3 separate regions of the Homo sapiens genome follow, and all the other regions are linked to region 3. Evidence: read pairs that join two places in POLR2A ChIA-PET (ENCODE). Cell type or tissue: K562. All regions are shown on one strand. Region 1 has its middle 33 kb from the start of THRB. Region 2 overlaps RPL15 (ribosomal protein L15). Region 3 overlaps THRB (thyroid hormone receptor beta).

Evidence for each region. Peaks named below come from ENCODE experiments on the same cell type or tissue, not always from the same donor. Only the 100,000 strongest peaks of a DNase experiment are listed, where the experiment ranks them.
Region 1: POLR2A ChIA-PET joins it to region 3 with 8 read pairs; 4 of 35 experiments call an interaction of 5 or more read pairs at or near these places.
Region 2: POLR2A ChIA-PET joins it to region 3 with 7 read pairs; 2 of 35 experiments call an interaction of 5 or more read pairs at or near these places.

What each region holds. Positions count from the first base shown.
Region 1 is chr3:24,525,486-24,529,485 of GRCh38, forward strand. No RefSeq gene overlaps it. Among named protein-coding and RNA genes, the nearest start is that of THRB, 33 kb to the left of the region's middle. In K562, no CTCF peak of the experiment used is centred here; no DNase peak of the experiment used is centred here.
Region 2 is chr3:23,919,093-23,923,092 of GRCh38, forward strand. RPL15 (ribosomal protein L15) reads left to right here. Exons shown (of 4, transcript NM_002948.5): 4 at 104-1,897. The coding sequence ends at 409. It also overlaps a transcript of NKIRAS1 not described here. Among named protein-coding and RNA genes, the nearest start is that of RPL15, 4.0 kb to the left of the region's middle. In K562, no CTCF peak of the experiment used is centred here; no DNase peak of the experiment used is centred here; H3K4me3 peaks cover 635 bases.
Region 3 is chr3:24,258,523-24,262,522 of GRCh38, forward strand. The region is part of intron 3 of THRB (thyroid hormone receptor beta); the gene reads right to left. Among named protein-coding and RNA genes, the nearest start is that of THRB-AS2, 110 kb to the left of the region's middle. In K562, no CTCF peak of the experiment used is centred here; a DNase peak (open chromatin) is centred at 1,769.

The DNA of each region.
Region 1 (4,000 bases), 270 kb after region 3:
AGCCTTGTGGCCTTACCTCCCCGTGAGAAAGCCTGGGGTATACAACCTAACTGTATGACAAGGAAGAGAAGGGAACGGAGCCTCAGTGCACAGCCAGCAGCCTGAGCCACATCATCTTGGTGTCCCAAATGCTGTAGTCACAATAGCAAATATTTATTAGTGCTTATTATGTGCTAAAGACTTCACATACATTTTTTCCCCACTTAATCCTCACAGCAACCCTATAAAGTAAGAAATATCACTCCCATTTTACAGATGGTAAAACAGAAGTTTGGCAAGGTTAAAAAAAACTTGCACAAAGCTGAACAGCAAATGGAGAGTCAGAACTCATACTTAAAATGCTCTTTGTCTGAGGGGTCAGAATTCTTTTCTAAGCTAGAGAATTGGCCTGGACAGGGAAGCAGAGACAATACCTCACAAGTATCTTTCCCTCTTTTGCAAAGAACCAAAGAACTGTTATTTCTTCCTCCTTTGCCAAACCTCCCTTTGGAGATGCTGAGAGGAGAGAGGCTGAAAGAATTGGAGGAGGGAGGTGATTAAATCACCTTAAATCTGTTTTAAAAATCTCCATTTTCAAAAGCTTTCTGTATTTAACAATGCTTGACTGTGAGAGACACTAGCCCCTTTTTGGGGCCAGCAGAGTAACAGAACGCAACTTCTAACAGACTGGCCGGCATGCTAAGGTAGCAATTGTATTTAAATTTCAGTATCAGTAACTCTAGCTGGAACCACCTAAAGCAAAAGGAAGGAAGGGGTATCAGGGCACATTTTCACTCCTTCAATTGCTCTGGGGGCTAGAAATGGAAAGTTTTATGTGACAGAGTTTATTTTTGCAACTTGCAATTTTCCTCTCCTTTGAAAATTAAGGTGGCCTGAAAGAGTTTTATATGTGGGCCAATACAGCAGCACATTTATGAAGTGAAAAAGTAAAGGTTTCGTGGTATCATAAGCTCACCCACACTATACATAAATTTATTACTTAAAATGCTCCAGATTTAAGTTTTATTATGGAGATAGTGTGTTATAAGCAAACTAACTTTGGATTTTGGAGTTTTTGAAAGTAAATAGCAGCTCATGGTGCTCATGTAATTTGTTTATTTTTATAGCAATGTTATGTCCTGAAAATAAACAAACAAAAATTAGAGTCTGAAAAGCTTCAAGGTTTGTATGTACCTGAACACAGAAAGTCAGAAAACATTCACTTTTAATTAAGCCAACATTTTAAAATTTAGAAATTCTTTTAAACAAAGTCAAAATTTGGATGATCATTTTTAATGCTTAATTATACATATACATATATATATGTATATGTATATGTATATCCATAAGCTATGAAAGTTAGTTAACAAAGGCATAGAAATAGGATGAAAAGTGTTCTTTGAAGGCGATTTTCTAAACTTCCTCACGGAGTTCTGTTTATCCTGACCTGGCAAGGCTGCTGTATTTCAATTCAGGGCTCTTTTGCATACAGAAGTACAGACTTGCTGAGCTGAGCCAAATCTGTCTATCCAATTACTGGGTAAGAGAGCTGACTGTAGCTTTAGGCAAAACCTGTAATCTGTAAAACTCTATAGTATCAGTGACAGCCTAATCACAGGGAAGAACCAATAGAGTGTATATGTTACTTGAGTGTTACACAGATGCATAGTTCTCTCTACAAATAACCCAATTCAAATCTAACACCAAAGAGCAATGAAATATACAGAGCCTTGAAAAGAAATATCATTTGCTATCTCTACAGTAATTTTTGGATAGAATGGTTTTCAAAGGGAAATAAATTCTCTCAATGTATTGCAGATCACTTAGCTGAGTACTAGTTTGAATGCTTTTATTACGTTCAATAAAAATCTGGTTTAGCAACTGTTGCTCTCAACATCTAGCTATTTTAGTGACTTTATAACATTTGGTAAAATTATATTTTGCTAGAATTTACATTGTTTATAAGGAGAATGAATTCAAGGGTAATGTTTGATTATATTTTATCACACAAAATCCAATAATGATTTAAATTTAAGATGAAAAGTTAATCTCTATAAAAACATAACATTCAGTGAAAGCAGCAAGATACAAAACATGTACACACTGTATATGACATACAATTAAAAGGCAGGCAAAAATTTATTTATCTAGCATGTTAGAGGTCAGGAGAAGGAATATCTCTAGGGAGGAAGACAGGCAGAGTGGTTGGGGGAAGTAAATAAGTGGGCTTTTAGGGTGATGATAATGTTCGATTTCTTAACCTAGGTCCTGGTTATACTGGTGTGTTCATTTGTGATAATTCACTGAGCTGTAAGCTTAAGATTTGTATATTTTTCCATATGTGTGTAATAAGCTAATTTAAAAAGTTAAAAAAAGTTCATCTCTACAATGTAATGTTAATGTTTTAAGAAAGAAAGGATGATAATTATGAGCATTGATTGGGTATTTTTGAACCAAATATTAGTCTTGTAGTCACAAAAGAGCTAGTCAAACTTTTTTTTTAAATTCAGATTTCTTCCCATTTTAGTTTATAAAAATAACTCAATTTCTATGGAAAAAGTGAAATAGATTTAATCTGTATGGCTTACAATAGGAAAGTGAATTCTTTTTTTCATGCATGGAAATATGGGCAAGAATGAAATCAGGGCAGGGTATACTTAAGAAGATATTTTAATTCATGATATCAGTATATCTTATAAGAAACCGAAAACCCCTGTAAGCGAGATTTTGCTAGGCCCAGCGTTTTTAGTGGTAATGAAGTTTCATGGCCATTATCGTGATCATCTGGTAATCAATACCTGGGATATCTACTCCAGTGGAAATAAAAACCCTGGTAAAATGTTTCCATTTATAGTTTTTTAAAATAGAGGAGGGAGCAGATAATAGATGACTTAGTAAATGTATGTTAAAATGGTTAAGCAGCTAAACAATTTTTTAATAAATTATGGCTTAAGTTTGATTTAGTTTTTTATTTGTTTTAATTTCTTTTAAAATAACAGCAAGAAATTTCATGTGAATTTAGCCTCATTTATAATGGCAAGCCAAGTAACTTAATGCTTTTATCCATCCCCCAGCATTTATTGAGGGCTTCTATTTGCCAAGCCACTGAGAAACAACGGTGCAGGAAACACATCCTTCACGAGCTTACAGTTTAAGAGGAAGAGTTAATCTGTCTCCCTCTCTCTCTTTGTCTCTGTCTGTCTGTCTGTCTGTCTGTCTCTCTCTCTCTCTACACACACACACACACACACACACACACACACACACACAAGCATTTACTATGTGTCAATATCTGTTCTAGGTTCTGAGGAGCTTCAGAAAGATAGAAGAACATTAAAACATTCTCGTCTTTTTAGGAGTTACATTCTGCTAGGAGAAGACGAACAATGAACACGGTATTTGAAGAATTCTTCAAATATATATTTATAATTTTTACATAAATATAGATATATAAATGTAGTTACATGTGTTTAAAGTGTGCTTCTGGTAAATAGGATGTAGCTGGATCTTGCTTTTTTGCCTGGTCTGACAATCTCTGCCTTTTGATTGGAGTGTTTAGTCCCACTGTGTTTTCTGGTGCACATGTCTTACAAACCAGGACACTCCCCTACATACTCACAATATCACCATTGAAATCGGGAAATTAACATTGATTTATTACTGCTACCCAGTCTTCAAACCTCAGTCAAATTTTGTCAGTTGTCTCAATAATCTCCTTTATATAAAGAAAAGGGCCCATCTTAGTATCCCTTTCAGTTCTTCAGTCTTTACTTGATTTCCACAACCTTGATGCTTTTGAAGATTAGAAGTAGTAATTTCATAGAATTGTTCAATTTTTTCCTAACTTGTTTTCTGAACTCATATGGTTAAGATTACACATCTTTGGCAAGAATATCCCAGAGGTGATGTTGTGTCCTTCTTGTTGTAGACATCAGGTGGCACACAAGTTCAATTTGACCTATTACTGATGATGTTCACATTGACCACTTGATTAAGGTGGTGTCTGTCAGGCTTCTCAACT
Region 2 (4,000 bases), 340 kb before region 3:
ACTCTTGTCTGGTGGTGAACTAGAGTTGAGAATTAAAATTCTTTCTGACTTGCTGCTATAGGCAATGTGGGAGATTGACCTTGGGCCTTTTTTCCTATTCTAGGAGCGAGCTGGACGCCACTGTGGGGCTCTGAGAGTCCTGAATTCTTACTGGGTTGGTGAAGATTCCACATACAAATTTTTTGAGGTTATCCTCATTGATCCATTCCATAAAGCTATCAGAAGAAATCCTGACACCCAGTGGATCACCAAACCAGTCCACAAGCACAGGGAGATGCGTGGGCTGACATCTGCAGGCCGAAAGAGCCGTGGCCTTGGAAAGGGCCACAAGTTCCACCACACTATTGGTGGCTCTCGCCGGGCAGCTTGGAGAAGGCGCAATACTCTCCAGCTCCACCGTTACCGCTAATATAAGTAAAGTTTGTAAAATTCATACTTAATAAACAATTTAGGACAGTCATGTCTGCTTACAGGTGTTATTTGTCTGTTAAAACTAGTCTGCAGATGTTTCTTGAATGCTTTGTCAAATTAAGAAAGTTAAAGTGCAATAATGTTTGAAGACAATAAGTGGTGGTGTATCTTGTTTCTAATAAGATAAACTTTTTTGTCTTTGCTTTATCTTATTAGGGAGTTGTATGTCAGTGTATAAAACATACTGTGTGGTATAACAGGCTTAATAAATTCTTTAAAAGGAGAGAACTGAAACTAGCCCTGTAGATTTGTCTGGTGCATGTGATGAAACCTGCAGCTTTATCGGAGTGATGGCAATGCTCTGCTGGTTTATTTTCAAGTGGCTGCGTTTTTTTTAGTTTGGCAGGTGTAGACTTTTTAAGTTGGGCTTTAGAAAATCTGGGTTAGCCTGAAGAAAATTGCCTCAGCCTCCACAGTACCATTTTAAATTCACATAAAAGGTGAAAGCTCCTGGTTCAGTGCCATGGCTTCATGGCATTCAGTGATTAGTGGTAATGGTAAACACTGGTGTGTTTTGAAGTTGAATGTGCGATAAAATTATTAGCCTTAAGATTGGTAAGCTAGCAATGAATGCTAGGGTGGGAAGCTGGTGAGCCAGTGGCCATTAGATAAATACCTTTCAAGTGTGAGCTTAGACGTCAACCCTAAAATACTTAACCGTAATGCTAATTGTGATCATTATGAATCCCTTCAGTCACATTAGGGGGAAAGTAGTTGGCTATAAGTACGTCATTCTTAGTCCAGTCAGTCTTAAAAACATCTTGGGTTACCCACTCTGTCCACTCCCATAGGCTACAGAAAAAGTCACAAGCGCATGGTTTCCAACCATATGTGTTTTCTGCAGTTATTTCTCTTGTTCTGGCCAAACAACCCTAAAAATCCTTACCATTCCACAAAGTTGGACCATCACTTGTGCACCCACTTTGACTATGAGTATACCACCACATTGCATTTCTGTTTGCACCATGTCTTCCAGGAGACTAGACTACTGTTGTCCAGGGTCAATTTGAGTGTAAAGAAAATGTAGACAAGGAATTGCCCAATTTTAAATTCTGACTTTGCTGACTTAATTTAAATGCTCGTTCTGAACCAATTTTCTCCTATCTTCTCTAGGGGTTTCAAAAGACTCAGTTAATTGATTTCCAGGAAGTACTCATAGCAAGTTCATAAAAGTTCTTGAGACCTAAATTTCTTCACAAAAAAAGAAAAGATCTTAAGTCATACATTTTAATTGTGTAGAGGTTGTTCAACTGAAGGAATAAATGTCTATTAAACTAAAACAAATGGACCTTCTGTTATTTTTTGTCATCTTACAGTGCTAATGTACTTTAAAGCAAACCAAATGCCCTAACCAGCAAAAAGGCATCAAAATGTGATTATAGAAATAATATAATTTGAGATAGCATAAAATGTACTTATTCTCTCAGTTCTTTGATCATTGCATGAATTAGGTTTTTATCTAAAACTGTTCAGCTGGGTGTGGTGGCTCAGGCCTGTAATCCTGGCACTTTGGGAGACAAGCTGGAGGATTTGTTGAGGCCAGCCTGGGCAGCATAGTGAGACCTAAAAACAAAAAAAATCCTTAAACATGACTAATTTGGGAAGGAGAGAAAGGGTTCGGGCCAAAGGTCAGCATTGTCTCTACAAGAAAACCTTGTTCCTGTCCTTGCTACCCAACAGTTTTATCTCCACACAGTAGTCCAAGGGATCCTATTAAATTGATCATGGCACTCCCGTGCAAAAAAATCAAAAGTCCTCATGATAGCTTTCATGATCTTCCCACTTTATGTGTGACCTCATGTCCTACTGCAGTCCACACCCCAGGCTCCTTGCTGTTTGTTCTTCAAATACACCAAACACTTCCTAATGCCTTTATGATGGGAAAGCTTTACTCCAATATTAAGGGTCACTTTATTAGCTATACCCTGACCGCCCCACAAGCTGTTCCCATTTGCTTTACTATTTCTATATTGGCATGTAATTCACACAGCAACATTGATTATTGAGTTTTTTTTTTTTTTTTTTTTTTTCCAGATGGAGTCTCACTCTCACTCAGGTGGGAGTGCAGTGGGGCAATCACGGCTCACTGCAACCTCTGTCTCCCGGGTTTGAGCAATTCTTCTGCCTCGGCCTCCCAAATAGCCAGGACTACAGGCGCACACTGCCATGCCCAGCTAAGTTTTGTATTTTTAGTAGAGACTGGGTTTCACTATGTTGGCCAGGCTGGTCTCGAACTCCTGACCTCAAGTGATCCACCTGCCTTGGCCTCCCAAAGTGCTGGGATTACAGGCGTGAGCCACCACCCCCAGCCCAATTTTTATTTTTTGTACAGACAGGATCTCACTATGTTGCCCAGGTTGGTCTCAAACTACTGGCCTCAAGCAATCCTGCCTTGGCCTCCCAAAGTGCTGGAATTATAGGAATGAGCCACCACACCGGGCCCAAATTTACTTTAGTAATAACAACAATTGGCTGGGTGCGGTGGCTCACGCCTGCAATCCCAACACTTTCGGTAACCAAGGTGGGCTTGAGCTCATGAGTTAGAGAGCAGCCTGAGCAACGTGGTGAGAGCCCATCTCACAAAAAATAACAAATCAGCTGGGCATGGTGTTGCACGCCTGTAGTCTCCGAAATCACACCACTGCACTCCCATCTTGGGTGATAGAGCCAGAACTTGTCTCAAAAATAACAATTGGTTTCTTACAATCCCAAAAGGTGCAGTTACTAGTATTAATCCTTTTTTGCCAATGAGGAAACACAAAGATGAAGCAACTTGCTCAAAGTCATACAGTGACAGTCTGAATTCAAATCCTATACACTTAAAGTTTATTTGTTTTGTTTTGGTTTTTTTTGAGATGGAGTCTCACTGTGTCGCAAGGCTGGAGTGCAGTGGCACGATCTCAGCTCACTGCAACCCGGGTTCAAGCGATTCTCCTGCCTCAGCCTCCCGAGTAGCTGGGACTACAGGCACGCACCACCACACCCAGCTAATTTTTGTATTTTTAGTAGAGACGGTTTCACCATGTTGGCCAGGATGGTCTCGAGCTCCTGACCTCAGGTGATCCTCCCGCCTTGGCCTCCCAAAGTGCCGGGATTACAGGTGTCAGCCACTGCACGTGGCCAACTTAAAGTTTTTGATAGATAATACATTAACGTTAAAAATTCAAAAGATAAGTATAGGCTCTACAGTACAAACCCTTCTGCCTCCTAGTTCCTCTCCCTGGAGGCAAGGTGATCAGTTTAACAATATTTTTTTATTTTGAGACAGGGTCTCACTGTTGCCCAGGCTGGAGTGTAGTGGCGCGTTCACAACTTACTGTAGCCTCAACCTCCTGGCTCAAGCAATCCTCCCACCTCAGCCTGTCGAGTAGCTGGAACCACAGGTGCACACCACCATGCCAGGCTAATTTTTGTATTTTTTGTAGAGACAGGGTTTCACCATGTTGTTCAGGCTGGTCTCAAAGTCCTGGGCTCAAGCAATCTTCCTGTCTCTGCTTCCCAAAGTGCTGGGATTACAGATGTGGGCCAC
Region 3 (4,000 bases):
GGGTAATCATCTCACCTATGATAGCTTTGTTCCCCAGCTAGACTAAAAGCATGCAGGTGGGGCCATCTCATCTGCTTTTGTGTTGAGTACAGATGTATACATTACTGCATACGCTGTAGTGCAGGCTCAGTGTGGATCTGTGCGGGCACATCATTACTTTGAATACCAACAGCTTTTACTCTAGCATGAGTCCTGTGATCAGTAACTTACAGCTCTACCTGGGCAGCAGGTATGATTATTATTTCCTTTTTCAACAGGAAGTCATTGATACATACAGAGGCCAAAGAACTAGAACGAGGTTACCAGCAAGTAGCAAAACCAGAATTCAAACCAGGTCACTCTGACTGGAGGCCCCAGCTCTTAACCTCTCAGAAGTACACTGCCTTTTCTAGAGTGTAGAGTTGGAAGGAACTCCAGAGATCGCTTGATTCAGTCCTTATTTTTAGATGTGGAAATGGAAAATTAAATGGCTTGCCCAAGGTCACAGAGCCACTAGCTGAGAAGCTAACTTGGCCTCCTGATGCTTCCTTCGTGCCCCCACTGCAGACCCACGCCTGCTCCATGAGCATCCAATAACTCTTCCATAAAGATTTATCAAAAATTCGAGGATGGAGCATCAGTCTCGACAGAATTTATTTTCAGGTGCTGCAAGGCAAGACTCTACATGGGCTTGGGATTGTTCCTACACAAAGACAAGCTGGCCAAGTTGAATGATTCAGGAGTTGCTTTAAATCACCAGATACATGAAGCAAGTAGGTGGCGGCATTTTTCTAAACAGGGACAAGTTACACATTTCAACTACGGCATGGAAAAGAGTGTCCTTCCCTAAGCTTAGAGCAAAAACGTTCATGCAAAAGTGAAACCATGGACACTATTAGTGCTCAGACACAAAGCTGACAGAAGCAGAAATGAACATGTTCTTAACAGTGTATGTGTATGCTGCTTTGACGAGAGAGGAACACACCGCCTTAAGACTCCTGGGAGCATACGTTTTGAAGGGTCAGAAAGAATTCAGCTTTGAAAAGTAGAATTAACAGCCACTTTGGTCCAAGTTTTTCACAACAAAGCACTACAAAGTGGGAATTAGCTCTGCTTACCTTTTTTTTTTTTTTTTTTTTTTTAAGGAAAAAAGCTTAACTCCTAAAAGTTATTTCCCATATCAGAGACTAGAAGTTTGTTTGTTTGTTTTTAATATATTGGAAAGCCCTCAGCATTTAAAGGAAGTTCTATTTGTTTAAAGATAGGTACAAAGAAATTCAGTTATAGATTTAAGTGATTTGGTTTATTTCCATTAACAAGTCCTTGTTTTCATCTATACAAATAGATTAATTAAATGTGTGTGTGTGTATGTAAGTTTTAAAAAGCAGCTTTATTGAGATATGATTCCCATATCATACAATTTACCCACAGAAAGTATACAGTTTAATGGTTCATGGTACATTCACAGAGTTGTGTGGTCATCACCATGGTCAATTTTAGAACAGTCTCATCATCTTAAAAAGAAACCCCATACCTTTCAGCTGTCACTCCCTTATCACCTCAACCCTAAGCAACCACTAATCTACTTTCTGTTTCTATAGATTTGCCTATTTCATGTAAATGGAATTATATAATATTGTGGTCTTTTGTGTCTGACAAGCTCTTATCTATATAATAATTTAGGAAAATACAGTTGTCAGGAGAGAAAATGAAGAAATGTTTTTTTCTGGGCACTCGGTGAGTCACACTTTATCTCTAGCTGACCAGTTTGTGTCTTACTAGCCAGGCAGCCCTTGCCGTATCCAGCACTCTGGACTCATGAGCTGTGTGGCAGCCCCAAGACTGTAGACATGACTCTCACCAGGAGGCAAGTAGGCTGGGGTTGCAGGGTGGATTTTGGACTGCAAGAATAAAAGGTAAGGTGGTCTTCAGGAAATGGTACAATTTCCATGCTGGAAAGCAATGTTTGCCTGTAAAGCTCCTGTTTATGAGACAGTAGTCATTTTATTCACTTATTCTTTCTCTGGCTTTCTCTTTATCATCATGTCAATTCCAGCTGCTCATCACTGGAGAAAAAGACACAATCATACTGATGGGCTCTGGGTAGACACATGGCCATGAACTCAGGTGCGCACTAAATGCTCTCAGGCACTCACAGTTCTTCCCCAGGTCACTGACTCTTCCATTCTCCTAGACAACTGTATCAAACTTCTCCTGTCTCCCCAGATCTCCAACAACTTCCCTCCAGTCTTCACTCTCAGCTATGTCCTGTCTTCCTATTTAACTGAGAACACAGAAGCAACTGGAAGATAATTCCCTACAATTCTTAGGACCACATCTACTCTCGGACCAGGATCTATACCTACGTATTCTATTACCACAGATCAGACTTTACATCAAAATCACCCAGACGGTTTGTTAAAACAGGTTGCTGGCCCCAACCCCAGAGTTTCTGAATCAGTAGGCCTGGGAAGGGCCTGAAAATTAGCATTTCTAATAATTCCCAAGTGATGCCGATGCTGCTGGTCTGGGCCCACACCTGGTCCTATCTAAGCTCAATCTCTCTTCTTGGGAATGCGACCCCAAGCCCTCCCACTTAGAGACATGTTGCAGAAATTCTCTCCTTTACCTCTTGCCTCATTACTTGGCCCTTCTTTACTTGGCCATCCTGTCAACTAGCAAACATGTTATTTCCTGAATCTTCAAAAATACATCTCTCGGCCAGGCGCAGTGGCTCACGCCTGTAATCTCAGTACTTTGGGAGGCCGAGGCGGGCAGATCACGAGGGCAAGAGATCGAGACCATTCTGGCCAACATGGTGAAACCCCGTCTACTAAAAATACAAAAATTAGCTGGGCGTGGTGGCACGCACCTGTAATCCCAGCTACTCAAGAGGCTGAGGCAGGAGAATCACTTGAACCCAGGAGATGGAGGTTGCAGTGAGCGGAGATCGTGCCACTGCACTCCAGCCTGACAACAGAGCGCGATTCTGTCTCAAAAAAAAAAAAAAAAAAAAACCAAAAAAAACTCTCTAGATCCCACTATACTCTTCAGCTTCCACTCCATTTCCCTGCTCCCCTTTAGAGCAAAGGAGTTGTCCTTACTCCCTGATTCCAATTTCTTTCCTGCCTTTTTCTCTGAAAGTTTCTCCAATCAGACTTAGTTCTCTCCCCACTCTTCAAAACTGTCTGAGTTAAGCCAACCCATGAGGCTCATATTGCCAAATCCTATGCAATTCTTGGAACTCATTTTATTAGACCTATCAGCAACACTTGATACAGCTAGCTTCTCACTACCTCTTCAAATCTTCCTCCATTTACCCTCCAGGATGAGACACTTTGCTGATTTTTCTCACTGAACAATCCTTTTCAGACTTTTCTGGTTCTTTTCCATCCAGCCTTTACAAGCTACAAGACTTACGCCTGGGATACCTTTTATTCTTCAGTTCTCTATCTGTACTTACTCCCTTGGTGATCTCATTCTGTCTCAATGGCTTTAAATATTATTCATAAGGTTACATTTCCCAAATATGTGTCTCTATAGACCCCAGACCTCTCCTTGAACTCTAGACTTGTATATCTAATTGTCTACTTTAATAAACTTGATATGTCCAAACTAGATTACAGAGCTTCCCCAGGCCTCCCTTAAAAGTCAAACAAACAAACTTGTTCCATCCTCTGTCTTCCTTAATCACTATAAATGATGATTCTAAATAATTCAGAATCAAAACATTCTTTCTACCTCCATCATTACTGTTATCATCTCTCACCTGGATTTTTATAATAACCTGGTCTTTCTGCTTTCATCTTTGTCCCCCAACATTTTATTCTCAACATAGCAGCCAGAGGTAGTCTTTTTAAAACATAAATTATGTCCCATGACTCCACAGGGCAAATTATATGTCAGTTCATTTGATCCCTGGGTGCCAAACCCTGCAATGGTTTTCCTATCACACTTGGGGTAAAAACCAAGTTCCCCACTCCCTCTGATTGTGTCTTCAGCTGTTGTTCCTCACTCACTC